Linked DNA regions of Homo sapiens: all the other regions are linked to region 1. A link is a loop called in an ENCODE intact Hi-C map of the cell type or tissue named here. Cell type or tissue: B cell. All regions are shown on one strand. Links, peaks and the distances in the headings refer to the core of each region. The heading gives the core; the rest is flanking DNA. Region 1 overlaps WNT16 (Wnt family member 16). Region 2 overlaps CPED1 (cadherin like and PC-esterase domain containing 1). Region 3 overlaps CPED1 (cadherin like and PC-esterase domain containing 1).

The links. A loop is a pair of places that touch in the nucleus more often than their neighbours do. Peaks named below come from ENCODE experiments on the same cell type or tissue, not always from the same donor. Only the 100,000 strongest peaks of a DNase experiment are listed, where the experiment ranks them.
Region 2: it touches region 1 in a loop (13-fold over the local background); 17 of 110 quality-filtered maps call a loop at or near these places.
Region 3: it touches region 1 in a loop (7-fold over the local background); 2 of 110 quality-filtered maps call a loop at or near these places.

The regions. Positions count from the first base shown.
Region 1 is chr7:121,334,065-121,345,040 of GRCh38, reverse strand. It overlaps WNT16 (Wnt family member 16), which reads right to left. Exons shown (of 4, transcript NM_057168.2): 4 at 3,937-6,160. The coding sequence ends at 5,696. Among named protein-coding and RNA genes, the nearest start is that of WNT16, 11 kb to the right of the region's middle. In B cell, for the core only: a CTCF peak has its summit at 7,404; a DNase peak (open chromatin) is centred at 7,420; H3K27ac peaks cover 887 bases.
Region 2 is chr7:121,121,174-121,132,149 of GRCh38, reverse strand. It overlaps CPED1 (cadherin like and PC-esterase domain containing 1), which reads right to left. Exons shown (of 23, transcript NM_024913.5): 8 at 7,677-7,819; 9 at 6,258-6,330; 10 at 4,893-5,060; 11 at 3,664-3,768; 12 at 1,856-2,025. Among named protein-coding and RNA genes, the nearest start is that of CPED1, 140 kb to the right of the region's middle. In B cell, for the core only: CTCF peaks have their summits at 4,987 and 5,189 (motif pointing left); a DNase peak (open chromatin) is centred at 5,139; H3K27ac peaks cover 567 bases.
Region 3 is chr7:121,158,236-121,169,211 of GRCh38, reverse strand. All of the region lies in intron 16 of CPED1 (cadherin like and PC-esterase domain containing 1), which reads right to left. LOC124901735 (a long non-coding RNA gene) reads left to right here. Exons shown (of 3, transcript XR_007060494.1): 3 at 1-10,976. Among named protein-coding and RNA genes, the nearest start is that of WNT16, 170 kb to the left of the region's middle. In B cell, for the core only: no CTCF peak of the experiment used is centred there; no DNase peak of the experiment used is centred there; H3K27ac peaks cover 605 bases.

The DNA.
Region 1 (10,976 bases), core at 2,977-10,976:
GTGGATAGGACTAAGAGAAAGTAAGGATTATGTACTGGCAATACATAGGTAGTTATTGATTTCCATTTTGTGTATCTACACCTTTCGTTGGTTTCCAGAGAATTCGAGGTGTATTTAAATGTACTGGTATATTTGGTGATATTTCTCTCACCAAAGAGTGAGTAGGGGCACCAAGGATCTGCCCTTTCTTCTTGGCTAAACAGGGCCAAGTAAATGTGTGGGCCATGATCATGGGTGTCAGGTGGTTACTAAAATGTGGAAGGAAAGGCTTGGCCTCTGCAGTAGAGCTACCCTGATGGTTCTGAATGGCCATCTGATAGGGACAAAGGCAGCCCTCAGCCACCGCCCTTTCTGCCTTTCCAATTCACATGAATCAGATGCTTTTACTTACTCTGCAAATTATAAAGTCACACATGAAACTTTAGTTTGTGTTGACTTGATTCTCCTTTATTACTTTACAACCACATGGGAGAGGCTGCTTTTGCTAGTATGATTTTGTTTCAAAAAGTTTTAATCTGGTGCAAACCACCTCTAGTGGTTTTCCTTTGGATATGAGTGTAAACCATTACAAATAGTAAATTTTAATCCATCTGTTAAAAATAACACCTTATGTAACATTTGGCTGTAAGCACAACAATAAAAAGGATGTAAGTATTTATTTTATGTCACACTAAATTAGTTTGATCTTTACCCCTAGTTATTTTCTTTTGGAATGGTTATTAGATTCTTGCACAATCCAACTGTAAGCCACATTGCAATCTAAAATAGAAGTCAGCGTAAGTCACTTTGGGCTTAGTAATCAAGAGGCAGTGTATTTTAATTTTATTTCATAGTAAATTCTAAGATCTCAGCTCTCCCATCACTTCGCTCCCTACTTTTCAACCAAGTTTATATAACCAAACCATGAAGAACATCCTGTAACTTTCATTACATTCACAAATCCCCTAAATTCTTTAAATGGCATATGTTTGTAAACACAGTCTGACAATTCTGATACTGTGAGAAGCACAATAACAATGTGGTAGTTAAGGGCACAGACATTGAAGCCAGTTCCTTCTGTGTGACCTTGGGCTGGGAACTTACTGTGTGTCTCAGTTTCCTCAGCTGTAAAACGAAAACTACAATAATGTACCTACTTTACGAGGTTGTTGTGAAGATTGAATTTTTATATGTATCTCTCTATATATTTTTTACTTAGACTAATACGGGTATATACTAAGTGCTATGGAGGTATTTGCTAATATTATTTATTCTTTCAAAGTAAATTAGTCCTTTCCTTGTGTATCACTGTGTCCCTTGTCATGCTGTGCCACGTGTCATCATCTTGCCCCCAAGAAATGTCATGATTTATCACATCTGGTCTATAGTAAAATTTAAATTAATTTCAAAAAGGAGACATCTTAGCCAACTTTCTTTAAGAAAGGCTTGTCTTGAGGAGTATTTGAGGTTTCTGAAGATAGGATTCAAATTTTTCTTCCCTCAAATCACCTAAGGTAATCAGTGTTCCAGATCACTTCCTGCCTCTAAATAGTGAGTCGAATTTCTCAATCTTTGATGACCTTTGGGAGGTGATGCAAAAAGGATGAGCAACTCACTAAATTGCCTAGAAATAAGTATTTTGATGAGACGCTTTTCTGTTTCTACTACGTATTTAAACTTAGTACAAATAAACTTAGTACAAATATTTAAACTAAGTACAAATATCATATTAGTACTAACAGTCCTGGAGAAAATTAAAATGTGTTTTAAAATACTTACTGTGCATATCACATAGTTTTAAAGCTGCCAAAACATAAGGTCACAGCATCTAATGTGTAAAATTAAAATTTTGTTGTTATTTTTAATATAATTATCATAGTCTCTTAAAATAGAAAACAAAATGACTATCATCCGAATTGTGAATAAAGAAATAATGCAGTTGTTTATACTAAAAAGAATTAACATGTTGTTAATGTTGTGTAAAGTACCATTATCAGGAAAATGCCTTAATTATTCAACTTCCTAATCCAGATGTTACAGATAATATCATTTAATATGTTTTTCTTGACTTTGTTTCAGGATGAATCATTGCCTCTTACCATTGCCTTTATTAGGCAGTTCCAAATTTACAAAGAATTTGAACTCCTAAATTGAAAAATAATCCACTGGAGCACCTCCCTTCGCCCTTTAACATTATGCAAGGTATTTAAACAAATCAAAGCACTTTGAACCCACATTCATAATCCACAGTGCTTAGGGCTTGCTTTGTCTGTTGTGAGCTCCATGTAATATCAAAAGCTGTTTCCTAAACAGCTCACTAGAACTAAGGCATATAATGTCTTTGCTGCCCAGCGTCCAGGTACTCCTTACCAGTAACATAACACCCTGGTTTTCCTTTAGGGAAACCACCCCCGTCTCTGTTCTCACGCTGTGTAATTTTAGTTCCAGGGAATCCCACTTCCACTTCCAGGGTCATGATGGCCTTAAGATGGTTCAATGTACCTATGGCTCACCCAAAACTCCCAATGGTCATGGTGATTTTTTCAGAGAGAGGCACATTTAATCAATTAGAACCACTGAGACTCAGAAGACCTTTGCTGAATCCTCTGAGAAAGAAAAGGTTTTCTTTCCATCTGTGTGAGCAAACCAGGAGAGAACCTCTCTTTCTTGAGGATGGGACCCCTCTTTCCTTAGAATGAGTGGCAGGTAGGAGAATGTGAGGTCTGGAAGCATGGCAGCCATGTTGCTAAGAAAAGTAGAGATCCCAGAGATGCTAGGGGTGGGAGACTTTGAAAGAGGTTAGGACACAGCACTGCATGAACCCTGAAGTAGAAGACTTGGCCAGTAGCCAGCCTAAAGTAATAGAGAGACCTGAGCCCAGGGAACATGGTGTGAGCTTGTGGATCAAGCTTCCCCTGAACCAGTCACAAGTTTGAAGTTTTTAGTTACTGAGTCAACATATTTAATGTTTAAATCAGTCTGGGTTGAGTTTTCCATTACTTGCAACATAAGGGGCCCTAATGAATGCAGGCAATGTGGTTTAGACTAGATAGGAGCCTTTGGGTCCCAGAATTGTGTTCCCAGGAGCACCATGGTGCTTCCTCTACCATGACTGGGAGTGGGATGGAAATGGGCTAAGGGCAGGCTGTCAGCCAATAAGAGAGATAGATAGGTGATGGCCAGGCGCGGTAGCTCACACCTGTAATCCCAACACTTTGGGAGGCCGAGGTGGGTGGATCACTTGAGGTCAAGAGTTTGAGACCAGCCTGGCCAACATGGTGAAACTCCGTCTCTACCAAAAATACAAAAATTAGCTAGTCATGGTGGCACATGCCTGTAATCCCAGCTACTTGGGAGGCTGAAGCGGGAGAATCATTTGAACCCAGAAGGCAGATGTTGCAGTGAGCCGAGATCGGGTCACTGCACTCCAGCCTGGGCAACAGAGTGAGACTGTCTTAAAAAAAAAAAAAAAAAGTGAGAAACTTAAGGATGGCTTCCATGGTGATACCAAAGGTGAGAAGAAAAGAAGAACCCAAAGACACAGGTTTGGAGTTAGGAGGAGTTTTTGCTTAGGCATCCCAGAGAGAGGTGCCTGAGTTAGCATCACTGTTTTAAAGGAATGGCTGAACAGTAATCAAGTCTTTGTAAATTAGAGGCTGCCTGATTCTCACAGTCAGTTGATAAGGTAATTATGAAAGGTTTTCTAATTAATAGAAGAAATTGGTTGTTAATAGACACTACAGTCTTTCTGTTTTTTAAAAATGGGTGATTATGTTCAAAGAAGACAAAATAGATTTACTTTGAAAAAAATAGGCAGGAGAGAGTGTATATTTTCAGATTATTCTGTTCAAGGGATGCTAAAGACTGGAAAACCACTTTTAAATATGCACTATATTCATATATTTGCCATTTCTGTGTCTCTCATTTAGTAAATAATAACTTTGTCAAACTTTACAATCACAGTTAAATGCTTAGTCTTGATTTTAATATTAGATCTGAGACATTTTCCATGGGTTTGCTCTTTTTCAAAAATTGTTTCTCTGCCTCAGTGAATAAAATTAAAGAGAAATAGAATGAAGACTGTGGGGCAGGGAAACATTTCTTTATCTTATTAATAAGAAAATGAATATTCTCTTTGTCCATTCTGAATTTTAAAAATCTATTTTTTTCTATATAATACTGAAATATTTAACAATTCATAAAAAACATAAGCATTTACATTAAAATACATCCTTAAATAGAGCCCTGTAATTTTTACCAGGAACCTTGTAAAATATGATGAATATACATGCATGAATATTAAAAACAAGAAAGACCACTTAACATTCAAATAGAAATGCAGCATTACATAAAATATAATAAATATCCAGGATATCAAATCCACAAATTGATCACTATTCTGATTTAGATTCTTTTTTCCAGTTAAGACTTTTACTAATATAATTTATTATAATAACCTTATGAGTTAAGCATAACTAATGTGAAAAGAGAATTCAATTAATCTTACTGCTGAAATAACACAAATTTTTGATATTTTGCAACATATTTTAATCTATAACATATAAAACTGTCATTTTAGCAAGAAATACACATCCATATAACTAACTGCTAAGTTAAATTCTCTTCGATGTCCAAAAAAATAGCATTAATAGTATGAAAAAAAATAAGCTAATATTATTTATGAGATAATTTTACTGCCTTAGCTCTTAGGCTTTGTCAATAAATGTTTTAATATAAATCATATAACTTAAGTACTGTATTTACAAAATAGAAACTTTTTAAACAAAATTCTTTACAAAACACTGTCTTTACACATTTAAAGGGTGCTTTTCTTTACAATGTATGAAATTATATTTTTACCTCCACTGTTTACCTCTCCTTTTCCCGCATGTTTCAGGATCCTCCCCCCAGTATCTCAGAGGTGGGTTTTTAACAGTTGAAACTGATCTGTGATAAAAGTATGAATCTAAAGATCAAAGATTGCTATATACCTTATGGAGGTTTTTCCAGATTCTCCCAGTGAAAAGGCACTTAAAATCTAAATCATTCATTATACTTTTTACATATTGATTCTTTGTCACTAAACATCTGTAATGATCATTTTTTTAGGGATATTATATCACTTAAGAAGATTCTTTTTGATTACCTTTCTTTGGAAGTACATGAAAGGGTAAGTCAGCACCCAATGCTTATGTTAACTTTTCAACATCTTCTATCCACACACAAACAGTATAATTTCTTCAGTTAAAATACTGAGAGAATAAATGAGATTCATGTTAATGTCTCCTTATTGCTATAAGAGGTGTCTTTTAAAAATGACTAATGTTCACCCACCATTATTGAGTCCTGTAACTAAGTTCCATATTCAAGGATCTTATCCTGAGTATGGCAGGCCTCCTGGCATAAGGGATCTTTCCTGTTATTTCTTGCTTAGGAAACAGATTATCTTCCTTGTATGTCAATATATATTCCCCAAATCATCAAAAGGTGAATATAAACCTTTTCAACATTAGAATCCCAAGAAATCCACATGATTGATGGGTTGATCAGATAAAGGAAAATATGTCGATCAGGTAAGGGAAACTCTCAGGTCCAAGGTTCTAGGGATTCCACTGCAAGAGTCAACTTTACTAGCGCTGCACAGGGATGGGCACCTCTCTGGTTGCAATGCCATTGTATATTGCTGAGGCATCTTGCCCAAGGCTGGATGGAGTGGTTACTTGCAAGTGTGGACATCAGTCATGCTTTCACACCTCCTGCAACGGACATAGCAGCACCAGATGAACTTACACTCACACCTCTCCACGTGCCTGACCACATGGGTGTTGTAACCTCGGCCACAGCAGAGGAGGTTGCAGCCATCTGCACCCTCTGATGTACGGTTGCATTCTCTGCCTTGTGTCCCTGGGATTCCCAGTTTCTTATCTTCTACACAGTAGTTGGGAGACTTATTAACATAGAGCAGATCATCCTTATGGATTGGTATTTTCCTCTGATCTTTTTCTCTCCTGCGCATTTTCCTCTTTGTTTTGTCTGATATCTGGATACTGTTTTCATATTTATCCTTCAACAAATGGCCAATCTTTTCAAAAGAAGACATGGTTTTCCAGCATGTTTTCACAGCACAGGAGCCGGAAACTCCGTGGCAGCGGCAGTCTACTGACATCAACTTGGCGACAGCCTGAAACCAACAGTAATTGTGTTCAACTATCAATCATAAAGTGTTTTACTCAACAACAGAAGCACAGTTAATCTAATCAATTAACTTTCTGGGTCTATTTCCTCTTGAATAAAAATGATGGTTTTGAACGTAAATAATCTTTAAAATTGCGTAGGCTTCAAATGTTTCGTCCTTTGGTTTTTGTCCCAAATGTTTTGTCCAAATTTCTTGACCCTTCAGAGCAAAGCTTTCCAAGCTGTACTTAAAGTAGTGGACCAGACTAATATTATTGGAGATTATCTGCGATAACAAAAGGAAATTACTTCTATTTCTAATCCCCGGTCTAATTTTGAATGTGGTAGGATGCTTATGCATGCCTGTATGTTCCTGATACCATTCAACACCTCGTTACTCAGAATACAGCTCAGGGACCAGCAACACCAGCATCACTTGTGAGATATGCAGACTCTCAGGCCCCACTCCAGACCTACAGAACCAAAAGCTGCATTTTTAACAAGATTGTCATTAAAATTTGAGAAGCACTGAGAGAGAAGTTACCCTTAGCTCTCATGGTGCATAGAAACATCATGGAACTTTACAAATAACCAATGCTCAAACCTCTCAGATTCTGATTTCACTGGTCGGGCAGGGGGTGGGGTGTCCAGGCCATGGTACTTTCACAAAGCCGCTGAGATTATTTTAATGAGCATCCAGGGATGAGACGTATTGATTCAATTGAGAGTTCTCAAGTTTGATCACTATAAAAGTCAGTCACATACAAAGGGAGGGGTGGAGGTGGTGAACTATGCTATCCCCTGGTTCCAGGCCACATGAGAAACTATGACAAATCTGGTTTAGTTGGTCAAAAGGAGAAGGGGCTACAGTATGGTGGCTCCCCCCAGCAAATTCTCCTTTTCTGGAAAATTAATTCAAAACACATGCCCTATCCTTGATGAATCAGTAGCATTATCCTAGCATGGAAAATACAAAGGGGATAATGTTTATGTAATTTTTTCAATTCTAAGTGCTAAGTTCAGTTTAAACAGACTAAGAAGTTAAATGAAACTACATATATTTGTAATAGTCCACTGCCTGACACACACTAAGGTCTAAATAAAAGCCCCTTTCTCTGAAAAAGAAGGTACAGTTAGAGTTGAGATAAACATTTCCAGTAAGGCTAGGGGTGCAAAAACAATATAGAGATTTCAAAAGTTTAGGGCTCTAATCTCTTACATACCAGGCTAGCCAGCATAGCTTCCTTCAATCCCCAGACGATGGCAGAACAGATTAATAAATCGTCAGGGCTAGCTGTGGAGTTGACGTTCTGTCAACATGCTGGGTAAAATGAAAGATGGATCCATCCATTCAATAACTTGGAAATTATGTGTGTAATCTCACCAAAGAAAGGAAAAACCTCACAGTTTAAATTCCACTTACAATTCTTATGAAAACAATAAAATGACAGGGGTCTACACTTTGCTGTTTTGTACCAAACCTGACATTGACACGTTTGCAGAATGTTATGTTTTCAAACAAATTTTAAAAATGTCTGAACTATCTAATGAGACAATATTGCACACAAATAATAACATTTGCAACCTTAAATAAGAGCATATGGTATTGATTTATGCAATGCTTGATATTTCTTAGTAGTGCATATGGCACATTTGCTTTTTTTGAATTCACAAAACTAAGAAACTAATAGATGTATCTATTTCTTCTTAACCCAGGGCAAAAGGTGTCCTGCGATTATATGACAGCAATTTATAAAGTATGTCACAGAAGCTTATTTCTTTAAATTTATGGCATTTCATATTCACAAAACCCTCAATTCTTTAAAACATTTCCAGGCAAATAAATGTGATCTGCCTACTTTGTTCAAATTTTAAGCTCCCAAAGTTTACGAGAAAAAGCTCAATCAGTGCTGGGTAATAACAAAACATAACTGTCCAAAGAACACTAAAAACATAACAATGTATGTTTCCATGTTTAAGCTGATCAGCCTTCTTTACAGTCATCACTTAGTGACTTAAAGCTGTTTCTCCCCTGGATCATGACTGAGGAGCCGATTTTTTCTTTTATTAGTCACTTCAGACATCATGTAAGATGTTGCCAATTTGCACAGCATGAGGGACAAAGTAGACGCTCATCAAATACTTATTGAGTAATTGGTCCAGCTCACTTGAACACTTTTATCTCATCCTCTGTTGGTAAACTGAATCAAGAGGGAGTAATAAAAACCACCTTCTTAAACACATGTCACTGCTAAGAGGTTAATGGTATTGTTTTGAGCCGGCTGGGCTCTCTCTTTCAACTCCTCAGTTTTAGCCCCGTCCACAATAGTGTTACTCTATGAAAGTTATGCACTACAACACGATGAAGGATAAAAAGAGAGACTGATTTTCAAATTCAATTACATCACCTGCTGAATTTGTATTGAAATTATAGAAAGATTTCCCTCCTAGAAAATTAGCCCTTTTGAATACATACATGGAATTTATAATTTTTCAGTGATGACAATTTAAACTTTGAATTGTAAGTGTCCCTAACAATAAACATAATAAAAGAAATAATATCTTTATTATATATGATACATATTATTTTTGTATCCTCGAACATCTATAGAGGTATATACATATTCTTAGAATATCTATGGGCATATATACACACATATATATGCATATATATACTGTATTCTAGGACAGAAAGATAAATGAACTTCAAGGAAAAAAATATCAATAACCTGACCTGGAATTTCAAAGATTATACCCCCATAATATTCCAAGGAAAGAACTTGGACAATCTGGAATTAGAATAAAGCAGTGTAATCACCACTCAGGACTGATGAAATGCAAAATTCAAGGACAGATACACACACACACACACACACACACACACACACACACACACACACAAAGTTTAATTCTACAGAATTAGAATTCTGCTTCTCAGAGCATATTTTAATAAATATTTTACCTGATTTAGTTTTAGAGGAAGATATTTGTTGCACATAATAGCTAGTTAATAAGCAGGTACTTATGATTTCAATTTTACAGAAAAATAAAGTCTGATTAAGACGTTTATCTTACATAAGGAAAGCTGGTGATAAATAATATAAGGTATTTATATGCAGCAGGATAATTTTAGTAGAATAGGGAAAAATAAAAGTGGAAAATGCAAGTATATTTAAGGAAATTGCATGAACACTCCCCCAGAAAGTGTATTCTGGAGATTTTCCTCCAGGATTCTTAATTAATGTTAAATAGCCATTGTGAATTACAGCAATATCACCATAATTTTCTGTTAACAGGAACATAAGAGAATAGCAAAGGAATGAGTGCTGTGTGGTTATGAGAAAATTCCTTTCTCTACTCTAGTTGAGTTGTTAAGGTTTATAACGATATTAACAGAGGAATGTTTTGTTAACTATTGCAAACAGATGTGCACATTTTGGTGGAATATTTTTAAACTATGTCAGAGCAATCAGGAGGGTAGCATTTAATCTACTGGATTCCTTGTGTAAATTTTGGTTTGATAAATTTCTAATGAAGTGAAATAGGAAAGATGCATCATTAATACTTAATGTAAACATAGAAACCGCTTGAGAAGTGGTTTAAGAACTGATTGGTTCCACAATTTTGACTCAGAGGTAATGTGGCAGTTGGCGATTGTTTTTCAGTAAATTACGTTGTCCGAATTTTACAAAAATGGCCAGAAAATTGTTGTGGAACGTTTTGTGACTAACATTTCATTTTCTCAACTATCAGATGATCTAAGTTTTTATAAAAACTGCGACACGAGGTTGGATGGGTGTATGTAGGATTCCTGTTCCTCTGACCCGTTTTGTCCCTTTCTGTCCAAAAATATATTCGAACCTACTGAAAAGCAAAACACTATGTGTTGTTCAACTACTTATAAATATTCTTGGAATAGGTCAATGAAAATTTGGGATTGAGCCCTTCCCACTTTGTTGAGTTACTCATCATAAAACAAATTATGGGGTAGGGAAACTTAAAAGTTTGTGAGGTGGACATGGGAAGAATGGAAATATTTTAAGCACACCAAAAGAAATACCCATAAATATTCCAAGTCACATTATTCCCAGAAGTTCTGCCCCTGGAAGACATCACATCATTCCGTTAGCCAATCATCATTCGGCAACATTATTCTTGGAGTCATAAGTTTAGGAATGGTGTCAGAAACCAAGTGGGAATCAGAGTATTTAAGGTTAGCGGTTAGAAAATCATCTATCCTGCTCACAGTACTACTAAGCGCCAGTACCCACATTTCTCTGAACACTTTCCTACATTTTGAGTTTGTGATTTTGAGGCTAAGAAAATCAACTCAATTGAATACAGACCTGGATTTTATTCAGAAGAATATGCCTATTAGATTAAAATCCTAATTGCCAATGTTGAAAAAATTGAGTTGATTGCTCATCCATGTTAGATAATAACCAGGAAACCTCTTTTATGGTGTTGTTGGTTTTGTTTTTGTTTTTGTTTTTTTGCCAGCAACAGAAAGAAAAATACAAAACTCTGTTGAATTATAATACCTCAAGAGAAAATAAAAACAACAACAAAAACACCAGCATAGTACCTACCAAATAACCAGGAAAATGTTTTCTAATATTTTAAGATTTCATCTAAATGTGAAACAATGTGAACCAAAAATGAACAATGTGAAAAAAATGATTCAGGAGAGAAAACTCAGAGATTTACACAAAATGTACATATATGCATAAATTGAATTGTTTTCAAGCTAGTTAGAATAATAGCAAGAACCTAGGTAATGTTAGAAAATTATTTTTTGCCAATAAAAATGGATTTAAATTAAT
Region 2 (10,976 bases), core at 1,915-9,914, 210 kb after region 1:
ATAATTAAATATATACACATTCACTGGTAACCTTGAAGATAATTAGATTTGGGCATTTTTTTCTTGAATGCAAATGAAATTAGCAATATACTAATTGCTTGTTGACAAACGTAGTAAGGTTTACTTGTCTCACTATTAACTTAAATATTTCAAACTTGTCGTGCTTTTCCCATTAAAAAAAAAAAAACATTACCCCCACTATAGAAGCTAAAATGATCATTGAATAGAAACATGGAAAGGAAAGTATACTGATATTTACTATCTACCTGTGCTACAGCGTATCAGATGCTATGTAGCAAATGAAATTTTATGTAATCATACTGAAATATACATAGTTCATAGTATAATGCATATTTTGCAGATAAGAAAACTGAGTCTCAGAGGGGTTCAAACCTGTCTTCATAAATTCTAAAGTTGGGATTTTTGAATATAGTCTCTATGACTCAAAAAAGTCCTCACCCTTTCCAACTATACTCAACACTGACCATTAGTAAATTTTCTTATTAGAAGAGAATTCAATCTTCTAAATTTAAGATCAGAACACTGCTTAACCTTACAACATACATGGAGCTTGAGAAAAATTTGCTTGGGAACAAACTTTCCAAAGTTTGAGTATCTTCAGGGAACTTCCTCAAAGTTAAAAAAAAAAAAAAAAAACTTTGAAACAGCTTCCTGTGGAAATCAAGTCTGTTTTTCACCCATCTATAATAAATGAGACAGTCTTAGATTATTTGAGTGAGTGTAAAGTACAAACAAAGTGTCTCTGAAGTATGTTATTTAAAACCTAATTTTCAAACACATAAACAAAACCTTCTGCTGGGCCTACTACTTCCAGGTATTGAGGAAATAAAACCAGCTTCTTAAAGCCATGGCAAATAAGGTGAATTCTGATCCTGGGATATGTCCTAAGAATTCTTCAAATATATGATTATTCAAATTTTTGAATTGTAAAAATAAAGTTTTTATAGAACTGTTTTCACTATATCCTTAGCAGAAAGAAGTGAAATGTAAGTCAATAGAGCTGAAGCCATGGCCTAGGGTGACTGCAAAAGACTTAAATGATTATGGCAGGGCCATTTAGTCTTTCATCTCCCTAGGAGGTTTAGGTTTACTTCTGTTTTGCTGCCAGTAGAAAAGTCGAATGCTCCTGTAATTCCATCCATATAAAAGAGAAGCAGAAAAAACCTTAGGTGTTGCCCCTTTTCCCTAACTAGTGGAGATAAAATTTTATCCATCTCAGTTCCCTCTTATTCCCTAATTACTACCTCTCATTAGAATGGAAGTGAAGGTGGGAAATTTTATCTTATCCAAATATTTTCCTCTGAGATTCTACCTTCTAAAAAAAGAAAAACCCCAAAGTTCTACCTTCTGAAACCAAAATAGGAATCAATTGTGACAAAGACAGAACATATGTATATACATTCAATGGGTTTTGCTCAGAAAAAAGTCACACCTCAAAAACTTTCTAAATAAATAATTTTACTGTCTCAAGCTGCCACTCTGACTGATGGTTCATAAAACACATCTCATCTAATTACTTCTGTCTGATACCCTCACAATTCAAGAATATATATCACTGAAGGAAACTAGATTGAAACTTTCAATTCTAAACATTATAGTGGAGTCAAGTCTTGTTGGTTTAAAAAACTGTTGGATACATTTTTATTAAAGTGTTTGAAGACCACTAGAATCATTATGGTTTCAATGTTTAAAGACATTTATTTTCCTGAGCATGGAAATTTGGACACACTTTTTTGTTGTTGCTGCTTGCTTTAACATAGGCAAAGCCTTTTGAAATCAATCTGTAAACTAGAGATTTTTTGGATTGTACAATTCAAATTTGTGGCTATCTTACCATTCCAGTGGATGTGGCTGTGTCTTTTTATTCATGAACTGAAATTGTTCAAATACATTTAAAAGAGACCAGTATTGGGTCAGGACTGAGCCAGGATTTCCCACAGGATTTGCCACATCATAAAATTCATGCATCAGTGACTGAATCCCAGGAGTAGTAGATGGGAAGAGCTGAGAACACAAAATATCAGTATAAGTTATGGAAAACAAATTATAATGTAGTATTACTATGAACAGCCTTATACTTAGTCATTTATTTAAAAAGTCAGATATTTGTTAAAAATCCATTGGTCAGTACCATAAATTAGTTTTCTGCAAAGTTGTTGATGTAAATGCCACTTTTTATAAGAAACTAATTTTGTTGATGATCATATTTCCAAATAGGGTGAGTTTTTTTTTTTCTTTTCATTGAATATAAGCGGATTTCTCTTTCCTGTTACAGATACCAGAAGACACATGAATAACAGAGTTAGGCAGCAGGAAGAATGAGAGAGCCTCTTGGGTTACAAATGAATTATGTCAGAGTGAGAAATATTAATCTTCCCCTCTTTCCCCCGCAAATAAAAATCTGTGGTTATCTCCTTTCTACTGTGAGAACCAGGAAATTGGAATTTTCTCTTTCTCTTGCAAAATAATTATTTAGTTCTTCCTCAAGTTATGATGAGAAATGTTCTCCATAGTAACAGTATCTAAAGTTATAAATTCCTGAAGAGCAAGGCAGATCCCTTTTATTATCTTTTTATAGTATTTAGTCAAACTGTTGTGAATGTAATACTTATACGTTTAAAATAGTTAAAATGATATTGTGCCAACTCAATTATCTTTGGGGAAATTAGCTTACTCTGAATCCTCCAAAATTTGGGACCAAATTAGAAAAAGGAGTATCAAACACTCATTAATTAACTTAGTAAGTTGATTAAACTCATACAAGTAGTGTATGTATGTATATATATATATACGTATATATATATATATATATATACGTATATATATATATATATATATATACATATATACACACACACATATACTTTTTACAAGTAAGATAAATACTTGAGTGAAACATCAGGGTAATAATAAATGATTAATGATTAAGAATGCTATTTCAAAAAGATATTTCATATGAACAAATCTTAGGTGGAAAAATACAAATTCATTTCAGTCTATATAAGTATCAGAACTGGAAAGAAAACAAGTATTAAACATGCATTTCACACTCAATAAATTATCCTTTGATACTAACCAAGGAATTAACAAAATACATAGAAGATAAAATGAATGCCTTTTTTAAAAGATATAAGCCAGTAAAAGTTATAATTATTTACATTTTCTTTCTTTGAAGTTTGATATAGAGTTATAAGAAATTAAGGTTTAGGCAGTCTTCTAAAATATTATTTTCAACTCTATATGATTTTACAAAAACAAAAAGGGTATAATAAGCAGAAATAACAAGGGGATAATAAGCAGAAATAACTTTTGGTTGCATGTAAATGTTCTGAAGCTAAAAGTAAAACTTCTTCAGAAAAATGTTGGCATTTTCCCCTTGAAAACTGTCAAATTCTGGCAGCTATGCTAATCCCATGTTCTTTTACCTTTAATAAGTCACATATTGTTTGCAAACTCTTAAAGTTATGCATATAAATCTTGCTCATTTTGCTACTTAGATCTCTGAAAGAGCAAAGTAGCTTATAAAGATTTCTATTTCTTAAAGAAATACTTAATCTAGTTTGATGTCAAAATCAGGTAGCTTACAGTGATCTACTCTAATCCCAGTCACCAAGAAAGAATCAAATGTCACTTTTGCTTTACCAGTTGGAATTGTCCCAGACTTCCAAGTTCCTTTATGAAAGTCATAATTGAGTTAATTTCTTCTAAGGACAGACACTGATTTAGTTCCTTTTGATAGTTTTCACCCTGTATTGGTAGGGGGAAAGAACTTAAGCAATTGTTAAAAAGTCAAACCATGTTCAACCCAATTACCTCCCATTTCATCAACCAATCAGATTTTGAGTTCTATAAACAACTGAGCTAATTAATGTTAAATAATACATAGCAACTTCAACTTGTCACAGTGGTGTCTGAATATAAGAAAGCTTCATATCTGACAGGGAGGACCTGGATAAAATAGCTCAATGATGCTTTGGTAGTGAGGTTGGGGAGATGCTAACGTGTTATAAAAATCAATCCATGTTATTTTGAAGCACTCTGCTCTATTCATTGGCATTTGCCCAAACATGACAATAGATGTGAATGCTTAAAAAAAAATAGCATTATAATTCAAGTCCTCTGACGTCAATCTGGAGCACTCACTGCTATTCTAGACTGCCTCCAAAGAGTTCTAACATTTCTTTTAAAGTATACTATAATACATGTAATGAACCTGCACATGTACCCTCTGAACTTATAAGATGAAAGAAAAAATTAAAAAATAAAAAAGTATTCTGTAGCATACAATACATATTATTCATAATATCCACAAACATTTCGTAATCCCAGCACTTTGGGAGGCCGAGGCAGGCGGATCACGAGGTCAGGAGTTCAAGACCAGCCTGGCCAACATGATGAAACCCCGTTTCTACTAAAAATACAAAAATTAGCTGGGTTTGGTGGTGCATGCCTGTAGTCCCAGCTACTTGGGAGGCTGAGGCAAGAGAATCTCTTGAACCCAGGAGGCGGAGGTTGCAGTGAGTCAAGATCGTGCCACTGCACTCCTGCCTGGGTGACAGAGCGAGACTCTGTCTCAAAAAAAAAAAAAAGAAAGAAAAAGAAAAAAAGAAAAACAAAAAGAAAAAATAAGAAATTATGAACACTATACTTAATTTTCAACCCATAATTTTATCATAATCAGTCACTTACATACTTAGTTGACATAAAAATAATCTTAGTCCAGAGGTCAGAAAAAATTAAGAAGTGTGATATAATAGATACCAATTAATTTGAAGTGAATTATCAAGTTGCTGAATTGCAGAATAAGGAGAATGACACCTTCTAAGGAATGACTTGAAAAAATATTTATCAGTACACAAATATGCACTTACCTTGAAAACATCTGATCTATAAAGTCTCTGAAATATCTCAGAAAATATGGAAAGTGATGATTCATTAGGGAAGAGAAAATTGAAAGTGTCATTTAAAAGGAATTCTTCTGTATTTTGGTCCTCAAAATCCATATTATCATAATCTTGAAAATTTAAATGCTCGTGTACCTTTGAAAGAACAAAAGCACAGCAAATATTTTTCATCGATTTACTTTTAAGACAATGGAATTACTTCTAAGACATGATTTATTTCCTGTTGGATTATAGATCAGAACTGACATCTAGTGGTCTTTTTGGAAGTCAACAGTTTTATAAATGTGAGTAATTTTTTTTAAAGATACAATTTAAAGATACAATTATTTAATGTACAGTATAAGAAAATTAACTAATATAAAGTCACATTAGTTTATCTCGATACCCTTTATAGCTGAAGAATATGCTTTCATGGAAGATAATACATAACATTTCTTTCTGAACAACAGATTTTAAAAAGCATAATACAAACTATTAGGTATGCATGCAAAACAATGAAAAAATGAGTATTTAAAAGTGTCAGTTAATTAAGTTTTAAATTTTTATGGAGAAATCTTGGAATTATTTAACCAAATGTATGAGCCATCTATAATGTAATTGGCTTACCGGAATAATAGTTTGAGGACACAGAAATGTTATACAAAGCTATATTCTAGTTATACATAATTTTATTTTCCCCTTCTTCCTTTTTTCCCACCCTGTATTCCAAGGTAGAACTTTCTATAGACTAATTTAATAAATTATTTTTTATGTTTTTGCCTCTAAGGGCTATGTTAGAGGAAAAACAAAATATGTTGGGGGAGATAATATGAATGAGTATATTTAATTTGAGAGGAAGGAAAAGAATCAAAATGGGCAAAAACACTTCACTCTACACATATCTATATCAGAAAAAAAAATTCAAAAATTCCCATGGTTTTTTTAAACTAAATATAAACCAATTTTAAACTAAATATGTATATGTAAAAAATAAAAGTTATCTTTTTATACCCTCATGTGAATACGCCAGATAATCTGTTACTTTCTATTATCTACACATCCTCTTTTTTCCTTTAATGCATACTTGACTTCATACCACATTTATTTCACAAATAGTACTTGAACCATAGAAAAATTCATGTTTATTTTACAGAGACACATAGGCAGGATTGGACTCATAGATTCTCCACATACTAGTTAATTGTCTGAACCACAGTGAATATAAGCCTACAGTACTTTTGCAAATTGCTATTTATTGATTGGTTACTATGAATGAAAACAACAACAACAACACACACACACTGATCTCTCACCACAAGGTAGAAGCTCACATGAGGCCTTTGGCATACTGACCTGGAGCACTACAGGGTACATGAAACTGCCATAACCAATATCAAAAGTTAGAAGTTGAAAGCAGAATCTGCATCTAAAATGAAAACACAAGGTACCATAAAAGTAAAGATACATGCACATGGATGTTTATTAATGCACTATTTATAACAGCAAAACTTGGAACCAACCCAAATGCCCATTAATGATAGACTGGATAAAGAAAATGTGGCACATACACACCATGGAATACTATGCAGCCATAAAAAAAGGATGAGTTCAAGTACTTTGCAGGGACATAGATGAAGCTGGAAACCATCATTCTCAGCAAACTAACCCAGGAACAGAAAACCAAACGTTGCATGTTCTCACTCATAAATGGTAATTGAACAATGAGAACACATGGACACAGGGAGGGGAACATCACACACTGGGGCCTGTTGGGGGTTGGGGGGCAAGGAGAGGGAAAGCATTAGGACAAATACCTAACGCATGCAGGGCTTAAAACCTAGATGATGGATTGATAGGTGCAGCAAACCACCATGGCATATGTATACCTATGTGACAAACCTGTACATTCTGCACATATATCCCAGAACTTAAAGTAAAATAATAATAATAAAAACTATATTCTCTTGCTACATTTACTCTTATTTGGTGTCATATTAATAATCACTATTGTTAATTTTCAATATATCTACTAATTAAAAAGAGCAGTGGCTTGGATAATGTAAAATTACATGTGATAAATTTTTGGATTTGGATTCTGTTTTATTTCTTATAGAAAATAAAAATATACCTAAATATTCATAACACATTAAACTAAGCAATAAAGTTAATCCATGGAAACCTAAATACGAAGAAGAAAACTCTCCTACTCCTACATGCTAGGTACCTATTCACATATAAATTATGATAAGGTTTAAATTGATGTGCTTCCCCCACTTTTTGACGTACGAGATTTAACATTTCCTTAGAACAAAGGCAATAAGTTATAGTCAAGTAAACAGATATGGGAATAGGAGTTATTGAATTTTCTTAATAAAGTTCTTCATTTTCTCCTCTGCATTATGAAATCAGTGGGATATTTGAGAATGAAATTTATTATGTATAAGTAAAATTATACCTAGTCAATGCCAAGTATCTATGATAGAAACAGTTGCACTTGAAAAGGCGGCTGCAATTAAAAGATTAACTTTGAAAATGCGCACTTTACTTCTTGTTACCACTATTTAGATACTACTGAGTCTGCCACACGTTCTAAAGTTTTAGGATCTATAAATATGGCCACATATGTTTAGAAGATCATGTTTGTATATTGACATAAAATTTTCCAAGTACCACCTACTTATGATAATTAAGATACATTTCCACCAACAATTTTTAAAAGATAGGTTGCTTTCTTTCTTTTCTTTTTTTTTTAAATTAAAATTTGTTTTTTACCTATGGAAGGTCTTTGGTCCCAGAGTAGATGTTTCACTGAATACTTCAGCCGCTAGCAGTAGTTTGCCAATTGCTTCCTTCATAATGTCAAAAGCCTGTTGAGGTGAACTGGCTCTCAGGAATGTCTCAAAAAATGTTTGCAGCTGTGAACAAAGTAAAGGATTCACGTGTTAAAACAATAGCCTCAGTTTGTCTATCATTTTCAAGGTGACCAATTTGAAGGATTGTTCTAGGTTATCTCTACTTGTCACACCCAAACCCCACCCTCACCTAATCAGTAAGTTTGGTAATCTAAGATACAGGTATATTGAAAGAGAAAGGTTTAAATGTCTTGTAATTTAAATTTCTTTAGAAATGCCTACTCCATTTATTTTCCTCATTTCACAGCATCTAATCGTGGAAAATGCAAGTCTTGTCATCAGAACTCCAAAGTTTCATTTGTAACTCTACTAACTAGGTGAGCTGGGCTTGCCACCCACTGCTCAGAATCTTTGTGTCCTCTTTAAATTGGGATTAATATCTACCAACAAGAGAGATGTGAAGCCAAATTAGAAGAAAATGTATTTGAAAGTCATGTTAAAGTATGAAATTCAAATGTTAGTTTTTTATTATTATCAATTTTGGGGGCATATTAGAACAAAAATAAATATATCAAAGTTGCTTCTTCCTCATGCCATTATTCTGTGCCAGATCTAGCCAACCAGAGAAGACTCTGAGAGAATCCCAGTGTCCTGTTAATGTTTTAATTCTTAATTATTTCATGTGATAGGGCAGTATTACAAAAAAGGGGGAATGAAGCTCAATTGTGTCATCTTAAAAACACAATTGTTAGTATCACAAATAGCTGTTTTTATTTGCTTAAATATTAAAATGACAAAAACAAAACTACCTCTTGAGGATGCTTCATATCAAAGTTCAAGTGAATATTTTTTAAAAATATAAAACAAATCTCATATTGATTCATAAACTTTCTCTGGATAAACATACTCTTTTAAAGATGAAGAACAAAAAATATTTTTTGAAAAAACATGCAGCAGGTATTCTATTAATGTTTTTTGGAAAAACAGACTAAATCTATCCAGACTACACAGGATTGCAAAGTGAAAAACTTTTGTTGCTATGATAAAGAAGGACAAATATTGGCCTGGATTGCCTGTGGAAAAACGGTAAATGTGTCTTCTCAATGCATAAGCAAAATTCCCCCAAGATAAACAAATACTGGCTTCATAAACTTTCCAGTTGAAAACAGAAACCTAATAAGATTACACATAGAGACCCTAAGAATGCGTCATTAGTATTTGGCAATTGGGATGTTCTTCCATTTTACTAAGGAAAATAAATGTAATAATTGTATGATTGAAAGAAAACAAATTATTGCTAACACTAAAAATGTTAACACCCTTGATTCAAAGCAGAGTAACATTATGTTTTTCCAAGTAAAAGTAACTCATTATATTTCATTCCTTTCACCATATTATGTAGAAAGGTTTGTGTGTGACATTGTTGCATTTTTCTATTTCAATGTTACCTGAATATCACAGAGGTTAAGGTTAATAATATATGAAAGTTGGAAATGTCTATGTAGCATATGAGATAAGATAAATTATAAGATTTTATCTCCATGAGGAAGAATAATTAGCAAATTAATGTCTTAGGGTTGCACTTACTTCTCTAAAATGAAAATGATTATTTCTTAATTTCTTAATGTAGCAGTGAGCATTTAAATATGGGATGCCATTCAATTCAACTTTTAGAGAACTGTAGCCTTTAGAAAGCCCTGTGTTCTGTGCTTTGGGAGACAAGTTGCATAGTACATAGGTATTACCTCTACAGACTCTAGAGGTAAAAAGGTCCAGGTTCAACTTTGGTTTTGTGCCAAAGTTGTGAGACTTTGTGGGATTAATAACAGTGCCTACTTTATAGAGGTATCCTTGAGATTAAATGACAGAATGTACATAAGGAATTCCACCACCCAGCACATCTGTATTCAGTACATGTCAGCTCCTTTTATTTTCTATTAATTAAAACAAGACAGCCGGGCATGGTGGCTCACGCCTATAATCCCAGCACTTTGGGAGGCCAAGGCGGGTGGATCACCTGAGATCAGGAGTTCGAGACCAGCCTGGCCAACATGATGAAACCCCATCTCTACTAAAAATACAAAAATTAGCTGGGAATGGTGGCACACATCTGTAATCCCAGCTACTTGGGAGGCTGAGGCAGGAGAATCACTTGAACCAGGGAGGCAGATGCTGTAGTGATCCGAGATCACACCAATGCACTGCAGCCTGGGTGACAGAGCGAGACTCTGTCTCAAAAAAAAAAAAAAAAAAATCCAGATGAGTGTGATTTCTTCTTTTTAATTCATTCAGTATAGTGGCAAGCAAACTACATATGCTAGAAATTAAAGTAGAATCACGCGAGTGCTTCATATGAATTTTTAAAAAATCATAAACTTTCAAAGTCTCCAAAAGAAGGCACAACTTTTATCAGTTCTTGTAACTAACTCACTTAGACTAACTAAGTGAACCACTTTTTTGAGTGTCCGGTTACACTGCAATTTGTTACTCTAATTGTATTTCCTTGGTCAAATTACATGAGTTCTGTGAGTCTCAGTGCAGAATGACAGAACTATGCTCAATGATCTCATGAGACAATGACAAATCTGAAATTATTTGATGTTAATTCCATTCAAATGCCACCAGAACCTGAACAATTTCACCCATGCACTTTCTTAACTCACAAATACCTGAAGGAGCACTTTCACCTTTCCTCCTAATTTAAAACAGTCAAGCCATTAACTCAAATATTAAGGAGACTTCTTCCTCTCCTTATCAACACTTCCAATCAATGTTTTTCAATTAAATAAATGTGAGAATATAAGTTCGCAAGGAAATCAGTATATTGGCAATAAAATAAATATGAATAAAAGAACATCTTGTAACTTTTAACATGACATGAAACTATTTTATAAACTATAAATTTTCTTCCTTCAGTGTAAATTTTAGTGCAAAATAAATTATATAGAAAATGACCTCATAAGATCATGGTCGTAAAACCAGTCAGCTAATGCATCATCATTTGTTTGTACCTGTGTAAAATTCAAGCAATAACTAGTAAGGTATTTACATTTTTACAACATTGATCCATTCAAGCAACTTATTCAGATACAAGTGGATGGACTTAAATTTTCAATTAATTAAAAATGGAAGGACAAGAGCAACAGAATGCACTTAAAAGTATATAGAAAAACTTGGATCATGTCTGATATCTTTCCCAAGGTGTCCTTGTTATCTACTT
Region 3 (10,976 bases), core at 2,082-10,081, 170 kb after region 1:
GCAGCTTGTTAATTTGATGTCTTTATAAAATACAGTGACTCGGAACCTATTTAATGTTGAAACTTGTATACATATTCATTTATACATGCATTCTGAACTCCTATCAATAGCATTTCAGATTTTTAAATAGCTTGTAATATTGCATTTGTTTCATTAGAATATTTTATAAGCACATACACATATTTATGTTGTATTTGAATATTAGGTTCCTGTTATCAGCCATTATAAATGTATACAGTAAAGTCTTCATTGAGGTTCTAAACTTGTTTGATTTTTCCTTTTCCTATAACTCTGAAACATTTGCAGAGTTTGCCATACTGAAGTGTCTACCTTTATAAATAGTCTTGTTTCTAAGAAATTTTACAGGAAGACAAACATCCCATGTTTTCACTTATTTGTGGGATCTAAAAATCAAAACAATTGAACTCATAGACACAGAGAGTAGAAGGTTGGTTACCAAAGGCTGAAAAGGGTAGTGGAGCGCTGGAGGAGAGGTGGGGGATGGTTAATGGATACAAAAAAATAGAATGAATAAGACCTAGTATTTGATATCACAATAGGCTATTGTCAATAATAATTTAATTGTACATTTTAAAATAACTTAAAGAGCGTAATTGGATTTTTTGTAACTCAAAAGTTAAATGCTTGAAGGGTTGGATATCCCATTCTCCATGATGTGATCATTACATATTCCATGCCTGCATCAAAACATCTCATGTACCCCATATACACCTACTACATACCCACAACAATTTAAAAATTTTTAAAAATTAAAATTATGCAGAACCATGTTTTAGTAAATAAAATTATATGTTAAAAGTGATATTTAAGAGAATACAAAGTCTTGATTCTTTAGATAGAGAAGACTACTTTTAAAATATTAAGACCTTGTCAGTCACTTTTTAAGAATTGTAAGTTTTAAAAATTATTTCAGGTTTTCTTAAAGTGAAAGAGAAAGTTTAAATATCCAGTGAGTAAAGAGGTCAGCTGATAGGAGCTTTTACTTGAGCAACATTCTCAGCATATTAAACCTCTGACCAGTAAGAGAGCCTCCCGCTATGATAGCGTTCAGAATGTAAGCCAGTAATGAACTGCTCTGCATACATAGAGAAGCTGCGCCCAACAAGGACCTCAGGAACTAAGCTCAGCTCTTTCGAGTTTAAAAGCAATAGACTTTTGGGTCAGGAGCGGTGGCTCACGCCTGTAATCTCAGCACTTTGGGAGGCCGAGGCGGGCGGATCACGAGGTCAGGAGATCGAGACCATCCTGGCTAACACGGTGAAACCCCATCTCTACTAAAAATACAAAAAAAATTAGCCGGGCATGGTGGCAGGCGCCTGTAGTCCCAGCTACACAGGAGGCTGAGGCAGGAGAATGGCGTGAACCCGGGAGGCAGAGCTTGCAGTGGGCCGAGATCGCTCCACTGCACTCCAGCCTGGGCAACAGAGCGAGACTCCATCTCAAAAAAAAAAAAAAAAAAAAAAAATAGACTTTAAAAGGTAAACTAAAATTAATGGGTTCTAGTAGTTTTCTTCAGACCTTACAGCTTACACAAAATGATTTAACTTTTATATCAGATCTCAAATATGTTATGGTGTCTGTTTCAAATTGTTATAGAATGCAGACAATGCATCTATTCTCTTCATTAAGTTTCTCAAGCAGACTTTATGCTGTGATCCTTTTCATAAATCCCATGATCTTAAACATGACTGCTCACCTTGTTAGAATACGATGCTTATAAATTAAACAAAACTCTCCAGAACTAGTGGAGGGTGAAGGATTCAATCTTGGTTGCATTCCAAAGAACTCTTTTTTCCATAAAGAAATGAATTCTGTTGGCAGCCCCTTATTCTCAGGGTTCTTCCTCACTTCTACAGGGGCCAAGGAAGGTTTCCTATGCTCTGTTGCCATCATCTTGGCTGCACTCTGATTTCATGACCTCTGAGTTAATCCTTCTTTTTTTCCTATTAACAAGTGTAAGCAGACCAACTTCAAACGGACTGCAATAGGTCACAAGGTTTAATGGGCATAGAGATAATCATCTAAATTACATTTCTAGGCCTGATGGGCTAGACAGACTTAGAGGGTCACTTTACCAGCATTTGCTGTTAATCAGCAAGGTTGGTGGGTCTCAGAGTGTAGCTGTTTTTACCTTCCTCCCTGAGGGGCTGGGTCACACTGAATGATTAGCGAAGGCAGCTGCATTAACTTTCTTCTTCCACAAAGTGTGTTGTGTCCCAAAAGGACATGAAAGTCAAATGTGGCCACAGCTCAAACACCAGACGCACTCTTTTCATCTCAGTGGAATTATCTGCCCTCTACTTGTAGATCATGATCCTCAGCACAACAGTTGTTGCTGATTTTCACGATCTGTTAACAGTTAGGAATTTTTACATTAAAGAACTTTCTCCTACATTTATTTCTTGTAGCAACTAGGAAAATGCCATAGCCTACTGTATATATTTTTTAATGCTACATGATTCTTAACTTTAAAAGGAATGAGAAAAACAGCATTACTCCAAAAAGAAGAAGAACCAAAATAATTTTACCTCTTAAAATTCTAAGATAAATATCCTTTGGGAACTGGCAGGGAGAAGAGCATCATGAGTTGTTTTTACAATACAGGCTCATACAATTTTAGTTAAATATTTCAGTTTATTATCAAAGAAAACAATAGCCTTTTTTCCTGAGTGAGATGTTAGAATGTGTATTTAACTGAAATTCAAAAAAAGGATGAACTGGAATCATTTAAAATGTATCAGTATGTCTAATATATAAGTAAATATAATATATGTCTCATCTGTATAATACTTCATAACTTGCGAAAGTCTTTTGCATCCATTATCATTTTATTCTTAATAACAATCCAGGGAAATAGGTTGGGGCAAGTATAAATTATGTCCATTTTATACATCATAGCAATTTTCCGAGAACTTAAGTGGCTTGCTCAGTGTCATTGTGGTAATAAGCGATAAAGCTAGCACATAGATTCAAATCTTCTGATGCCACACCCAATCCATGTATCTTATTGAATAACATACAAAATGTGGTCTTCTGGTGAAATGTTTTTTTTTTGTTTTTTTTTGTTTTTGCCATGCACTCAGGCCCTTGTGGCAGAGCTGGTGGGTAAGTTGTGTTTACATAATTAGCGTTCTAATGTGAGCAAAAACAGATATATTAAACTGATTCAATAAGAAGGATGTTGATTTGTCAAAATAGCCACATACATTACAATGTTTCTAAAACTTGGATGACCCTCAATAGTACAGAGTTTATAAAAGCCACAGATACATCCAATCATATCTTAGCTTGATGCTGAAGAGACCATTTAGAAAGCTAACAAATAATTGGAATGCAAATGATTTAAATGAAAGCCAGAATCAAAAGAAATGCTTGATCTTTATCAGTTCCAATCTTAAAATATATTGTCTTTCTCTGAATTGTAAAAATTTTACCTCTCCCCCAACACATGCCAAAAAGAAGAAAAGTAACAATTTAGAAACTTCAGACTTAGTGGTGGTTAATCATCCAGGGGACTGAAGTAGGGTGGGGACATATTGTGAACTCTGATGAGGTCTCTAAATATTGGAGAAAGAATGAAAGGAAAGGAAATTAAAGTATAGAGGGTGTTAATTCTAAGAAAAGGACATATTTAATGATGTATGACTTGGTCAAATGATTACTAAACATACTATCACTCTTTCATGATTGAATAGTAGGAAGACTGGGGTAAAGATTATTTGAAGCTACTCATACAAAATTGTGTCCTTAAACATGAATTTGGTCATTAATGAACAGATCCTTTATTTTCATTACTGGTCAGTTAATGAGTTTCTAATTTTTAAAGTTTGACAAAAGGAAATTTACTTTTGCTTTTAGACACTGCTTTCTCAAAAACAGTTACAAACAACACCAAAAAGAAACAAGAAAAAACACTTACTGGATACTTAAGTGAAGTTTATATACTGGATACTTAAGTGAAGTTTATATCCAACATATCCTACTTTGGCACATCTTTTATCTGATGCTTGATATTACTTTTCCTTTTTTGTTCCTTTTTGTTTTTATAGATTTAAATTATGTTTAACAAGGGCAAATAAAACTTAAGAAACATAGTAATTTATGTTAGCAAAACAATCATTGAAATACACAAATGTAAGAAAACAATGAATTTTAAAATTTCAGAGAGTTCAAGAAGAAACTTAGAAAAATACCTTTGATGTTCAGAATCACTTATAGGAAGAGTCAGAAAAGTTGAGAAAATGAAGACACATTTATGTCATAAAGAATACAGAGTGAACAATATAGGACTAGAAGTCAAGTTTTGGGAAGTACCACTAAAAGGTGTTTATTCCCTAATAAAACTATCTCCTTGGTGACATTACTTGAAATTTAGTCTTTTCACACACAAAGACAGGGTATTTTGAGAGGTAAAGAAATAGCCTTTCCTATCAGACAAATAAATGGAATATGGAAGAAATGTATTGAAAAGAGAATGCACCTGAGCTACATAATGATAAAAGCAGGTGCTTTTTATATGAAAAAGAAAAGGCATCAGCTTAGGGGTAGTAAAAGACAATGGTTCTCAAAGCGCAGTTTGGGGACAAGAGGCATGGCATCAGCATCAGCTGGAAAGTCACTAGATATGCAAATTCTTGAGCCCCATCCTAAACCTACTGAGTGGGAACCTGGGGTTTAAGCCAGCAGTCTGTGTTTTAATAAGCCCTCTGGGAAATTTCAATGCATGCTTAAGCTTGAGAATCACTAGGATGAGGAAAAGCAGTGACAAGAGAGGAACGAAAGAAGTGAAGCCAGTATCCTGGTCAACATAGTCCTACTGTCTTTCGGGGAGGGGATTCCTCAGTTGCTACATTGCTCATAATCAGTCAGAAACACTTAAGGCCTAGATGAAACTTAAGAAGTGAACTAAAGAAGTGTACTAGACCAGAGAGGAATTGGGTGGCAAATTGTGGATATAATCCTCCAAATCCACAGTGGCACACAGCCCCTTTAAATCCTGGGCCAAGTATCCAGCAGTGGGCCATGCCCTGGGGCATCTGGAAAAGGAAGTGATCACAAGGTCTTATTAGGGCCTTCAAATCAGATTTGTGATGTTCTGAGCTTTTGTTCCTTAATATTTACAAACACACAAATAGTGGAAGAAAGAGCAGAGCACCTAGCAGTAAATTGGGACTGAGGACATACTTCTAACTAAAATGTTTAGATTATTGAGGTTTTAAAAAATCATTTGGTCTATCCAACCCTGTGATGCCTGAATTCTTTCTTTAATATTGCCACCAAGTGGTCAATGAGTCTATTCTTGGGATACTTTAAAGACAAACCTGTTGCCCATTGAGAAGGCATATTTATTTTATCTTTGGAGAGCTATGGGTATGAGAATGGACTTATTTATATTGAACTGATAGCTGTCTTGTTGTGAGGCTCCATAAAATATAGGAATTCAGGACACTTGTCATTTTTTCATGGCCCATTGTTCAACCCTCTCTTATTTAGAGGGAATCCTATACTATAAATGCCAAGTAATCCTGCTCTGTCTAGTGAGCAGAACAATAACATGTGATTTAAATGTGGCTAACTGGATGCCCCACTGTAAGATTTCAAATTTGGAACAAATGACACAAGTAAGATAGGACAGTTTAGAAATTGTTCATGGCCTTGATGTTCAGCAGCAAAGGCAGAAGCAGCAGCCTGTAGGCTCTGGAGAAGAGAGTGTGTCCAGTGACAGTGGGAGTCGGGGTGGTACTTTGCCTGCAGCTCCTCCTGTTTCCCTTGATTCCTGTCCATTTTCTGCTTCTATAGTCTTCCCACAATAGCTCAATTCTGTAAGCTACCAGATATGTTTTGAATAAAGTTCCTTTTCTGCTTAGGTTAGCCAGAGTTGGTTTCTATTTCCTGCACAAGAACATTGACTAAAAAATTAGATGTAATAGAATGTTGTGGGGAGTGGGGTAGAAATGATGAAATGACATTAGAGATGTTTGATTGAAGGTTGGTTATCTAAGTAAAAGGTGGTTCAAATGCAGTTGGATAAATGGATTGGAGTCCATGAGGAGAGTTGAGACTGGAAGTAGATATTTCATAGACATCTTTTAAGTCCTAGAACTGGAGGAGATATTCAGAAGATAAACCTCAGGTAGACTTTGTTCTTTGTTTCCCAGCATCTGTCTTTCTTAAAAGAGTATTTCTAATTTCCTTTGGGAATTGATTTTGTTTATGCTTAGCTATGAGGTTTGGAGGAATTGGCCTCTTACCAGTTCTAGGGTTAGACTTCATTGGCTTAAATCAATCAGTAGTAAGTAGTTGGGTACAAAATCCAATCAGTGATAATGATATTTATGCATATTTCACAGGAACTCCCAGGAAAGTGATGTGAGGTTTTGGTTCAGCATGACCACATGTGTGGACATCTGAGAGAACCTGCAGTTGCCTGAAGGCTCCCATGTGGAGTCTGAGGGTGAGGTAACAACTAAAATACACCACAGTGAGATGGAGAGGAAACAGATGACATTGTTTAAGCACTGAATCAAACTTCACCTGGAGCTTGGAATATCTGGATTTTTTCAGTGAAATCTGCTAGTAAATCCTCTTTATTTTAAAAAACAAATCAAAGTAGGTTTTTTTGAATTAACAATATAAATTGTTCTAGTCATTGTATCCCTTCTCTTCAATTACCATCCTTCCTCCCACACACACATTAAGTTTATCATTTATGGTATGAGTGCATTGGATTATATCAGAAGACATGAACTGATGTTCTCTGTGCGGAATCTGATCACAGAATTTTATTTACTTGTTTGCCTTGCAGAGGCTTCCCTTTTAAAAATTAGTTATCAATATGTAAAACTTGAGAAGTCTTCCATTAAAATTCAAATGTTAGGTTTCTTTGGAAGAATTAGGAGATTCCACAATACTGAATCATCCTTCCAAAGTAGCAGCAAATATCTTGACCTGAGCAGTTGCTGTTCACATTTAACAGGGCATATGCTTTCCACTTAGCCATAGTCCTCACCAGTTCCTATTGCCTACACTTGGCCTAATTCTGTCATTTATATTAGCCATGTCTGAAAAGATTTGTGTTTGCAACACTTTATGGACTTAAGTCCCAGGTCTGCCACTTGTTTTCTGTGATGATACTGCCCATCACATATGGTTGTCTTATAAAGTGGTAAAATCTGACAAGAACAGTGTAGGCATTTACTACAAGAGACTGCTCTACTGTGTGAGGTTACTCCAATCATAGACAATAGTTTTAATTGAAGAATCTCAACTTGTAAGGTAAATAAATAAATGAGAAATAATTTTATTTTTTTTGAATAACTGCTACTATCCTGCTATGTTGACAAACCTACCCCCTTTCTTAATGGATCTGGTTCCCTTCACGATACTAAAGTCCTGTATCATTACACTTTAGTAATTGCCAGTTATTAAAAGTCTCATTTTCACTAAAACTTTATTCTCATTTTGATCCAAAGCTTTCCCCCAGGGAAATGTAGATTTGCAGCTCCCACTCTTTATGGTAGGCAGAGAAGTATGACAGGTCTAATTCTGAGATAGCTCTTATTCTTCCTGGCCCTTGATGTATATCCATCTTCCTCCAGTTATTCAAGCAAACACTAATCTAGGTGTTGCTGGGAGAGATTTTGCACATGTAATTAAATTCCCAAATCAGTTGACCTTAAATTAGGGAGCTAAAATCTGGGTCTAGAGGTCAGAGATAGGAAAGACAGAGAGAGAAAAATCCTGGGAGAGAGATTCAAGGTGTGAGAGTCCCCATTGCTGGCTTAGGAGATGAAAAGGACCAGGTGGCAAGGAATGTGGGCAGCCTCTGGGAACTGAGAGCAGTCCTGGACTGGCAGCTTGTAAGGAAACAAGGACCTTAACCCTCCAGTTGCAGGTAAGGGAATTCTGCCAGCAACCCCAGTGAGCTTGTCAGTGGGCTCTTCCCCAGAGGTTCCAGACAAGAATTCAGCCTGGCCAACACTTTTAGATTTTGAGCTCTGAGCAGAGAACACCGTCCCACTGCCCCTGGATTTCTAAGCTACCAAACCTGACCTACTGAATGGATGTTGTTTTAAAAGTTGCTACATTTGTGGTAATTTGTTGCACAGCAATAAAAAAAGTAACACGGAAGGGTTGGAGGTGGTGAATGGGGTCCGTTCCCTCATAACTTTCCTAAATTTTTTCCTTTTGATTTAAGGTGGGAGAAGATGGCAAAATAAATCTTTTGGGGGTCATCCCTGTTGACCTCGATCATTGTCTCATTGTTGGGGGGTAGCCTCAAAAAAGCCATGATGTTGAGGCAGTTGTCTGGAGCATTGAGAGGCTCAGCTACCTTTTCCAGCTGATCCTGATCAAAAGCCTCAGGTATCTTTTCATCTCCTGCTGGGTCCCTGAGAAGCCTACATACAAAACCCCATTTCTTCTACCTTCTACAGCTTTAACTCTGGGGACTGTGGCCTGGGACAGATATAGCTCTACCTCGAATTCCTGAGAACTCAGGGGACTGCTCCTTGCCCCTTCTTAGCCTGGCGAACCTTACCAGCAGCAGTATCTCATCACTCTCTTTCTCCCTTTCTGGCAGTACAAGGCCATTCCTCAGACCCTGTTACTAAGCAGATATTCAGCCAGGTAAACAAGCAATTTTCTCTCCCTCTTGAAGTCATCTCTAAGCTTCACAGGTGATTACCTTAAGAGGAGAAATCATGGACCCCTCTCCCTTCCCCCTCTGGGAGCAGGTTGGGGGGACATAGTCTCTCTTCATGAACAATACATTCCCCAAAGTTCACCTCTTCTCGCTCTCTATCCCCTCATATCTCTCTTGCAGCCAAATATATGAAAGTCTGAGGCTAAGGAGGCCTTCTTTTACTAAGATAAGGAGAAGAGGAACTGTACTCATACAACCTTCATGCACAGGGATATCAACACTATTCTGATGCAATAGTGATGTAATGTCATAGTGATATAATGTAATAGTGATGTAATGTAATGATGCATTTAGCATTTTTAAATCTCATGTACCCCATAAATACATACACCTACTATATATCCATAAACATTTAAAATTAAATAAAAATTAAAAAAAAACAATTTGGTGAATCTGGATGTAAAGTGTATAGGAATTGTTTATACTGTTTTTCAACTCACAAGTTCAATATTATTTCAAAACACAAAGCTAAAACAATTTAAAAATTATATATGCAAAAATACCCCATAAATGTAATCATGCATTTTAACATTTTTCAAGAATGTCATATTAATGTAACCTAGATCATAACTTTTAAAATAGGGCATGTATTTAATTTTGTATTTGGTTTGAACAGTATCATTTAATTTTACAAATATTAAGAACTTTCCAGGCATTGTGCTACGTGAGGATGATAAAAGACCTAAGCTTTGGCCTGGAGAAGTTTACCATGTGTGTGCATGTATGTGTGCGAGTGAGGGAGAGAGACAAGAGTAATATACAACAACAGAGTGTTAGCTAATTGTAGAGTTTTTAAAAAGATACCACAATTATTTCACCATCTTGAACAATATTTTTGCTAATGGGTTGGGGAATCCACGCCATTTAAAATGGAATTTAAATAAGATTGGGATTGCCTCTTTTGGTAACAATAAGAGGTAGGTTCATTTAAAAATACTTTTGAACTAAACATTTTAATATTTAAATATGTATCTAACTTCAAATTCTTTCTTATCATAATGAATCCATGTACCCGGCATAACAAATCCATGTATTTCTACTGAATTTTTTGAAGAGGTAAACAAAAACAAAAACTTCTGATCAAGTCAGAGGCCCTCATTGATCTCCCCCAAATTATAATCTCAACTCCAATTGATCACTCCCCACTCACAGATTCTGGTGCAGTTTTGAATAAACTTGAGTTTTACAAATCAGAAGAGTAAATTGTATAGATGTCTTTTTCTCTTTCTGAAACGTAAAATCTAAAATTTATACCATTTTTTTTACATACCCAATAAAAAGTGAAATCTTTATTCTCTGGGTCTGCAAAAGCAACTTTTGAAGTCGAATATATTTATCAACATACTCACTAGGGGCATTTTTTTCCCTACAGTTTTGGAGAGAGTCTGAAAACCAATACCAGTATGGTTTAGATATTCATAATTGTTTACACATGTTTCAGTAACGAAATATATTTCGGGGGGTTGGCACTTTATTTTAGGATTTGGGATAGCTGGAAATTATTATTGTTATGGTTAAAAGTGTTCTAACTGGATAATGGCATTAAAAAGAATATAACATTCTGGAATCCTTCCTCTTAACATGAAAAACATTATTTTATTACATGGAGTTATTTAAATATGGATTGGCTGTTGTCTGGCTAGTTACACATGGAAGTGTCTAAAGAAATAAGTTCTTGGAAGAAGCATCAAATAGAAAATGACTATCGTTTCTTATTATTAATAGTATTATTGTTATGCAGAGAAACCTTAGTACTCTTTTTAAGGGCTAGATGGTTAATATTCCATATCCTGCAGTGACAGATTCTAATTAAATATTTAAGAAGTGGGACATCTTTTCCAATCATGATACACAGTATCTATTACCTTGGAGAAATATAAAAATTTTTTTAATATTTGTTCCTCCAGAAAAAAAAAAAAAGATGATTAATAAGGGACTCTGTGTCTCCCAGAACCTGAAATGTTTCTTCTAAGGAGCTAGACTATGTTAAGAGCCAAGAGGAAGCAAGGTTCAAAGGAAATTCATCTAATATTTGTGCTCTGGTTATGAAAGGGGGTGAGAAGCTGTTCATCAGCGGCATGTGTCCAGTTGGCAGGGAGGGCTGAATGCCAGACTGGGGTTATCGTGATCACAGATGGACTTAGCATGGGAAAGAGGATGTCAAAGACTCCCAGTCAGTGCAGCTATTTTGGGGGCTTTACACAAATCATTATTTTTTCATTCTGTACCACTATTGCCTCAGTCAAATGTA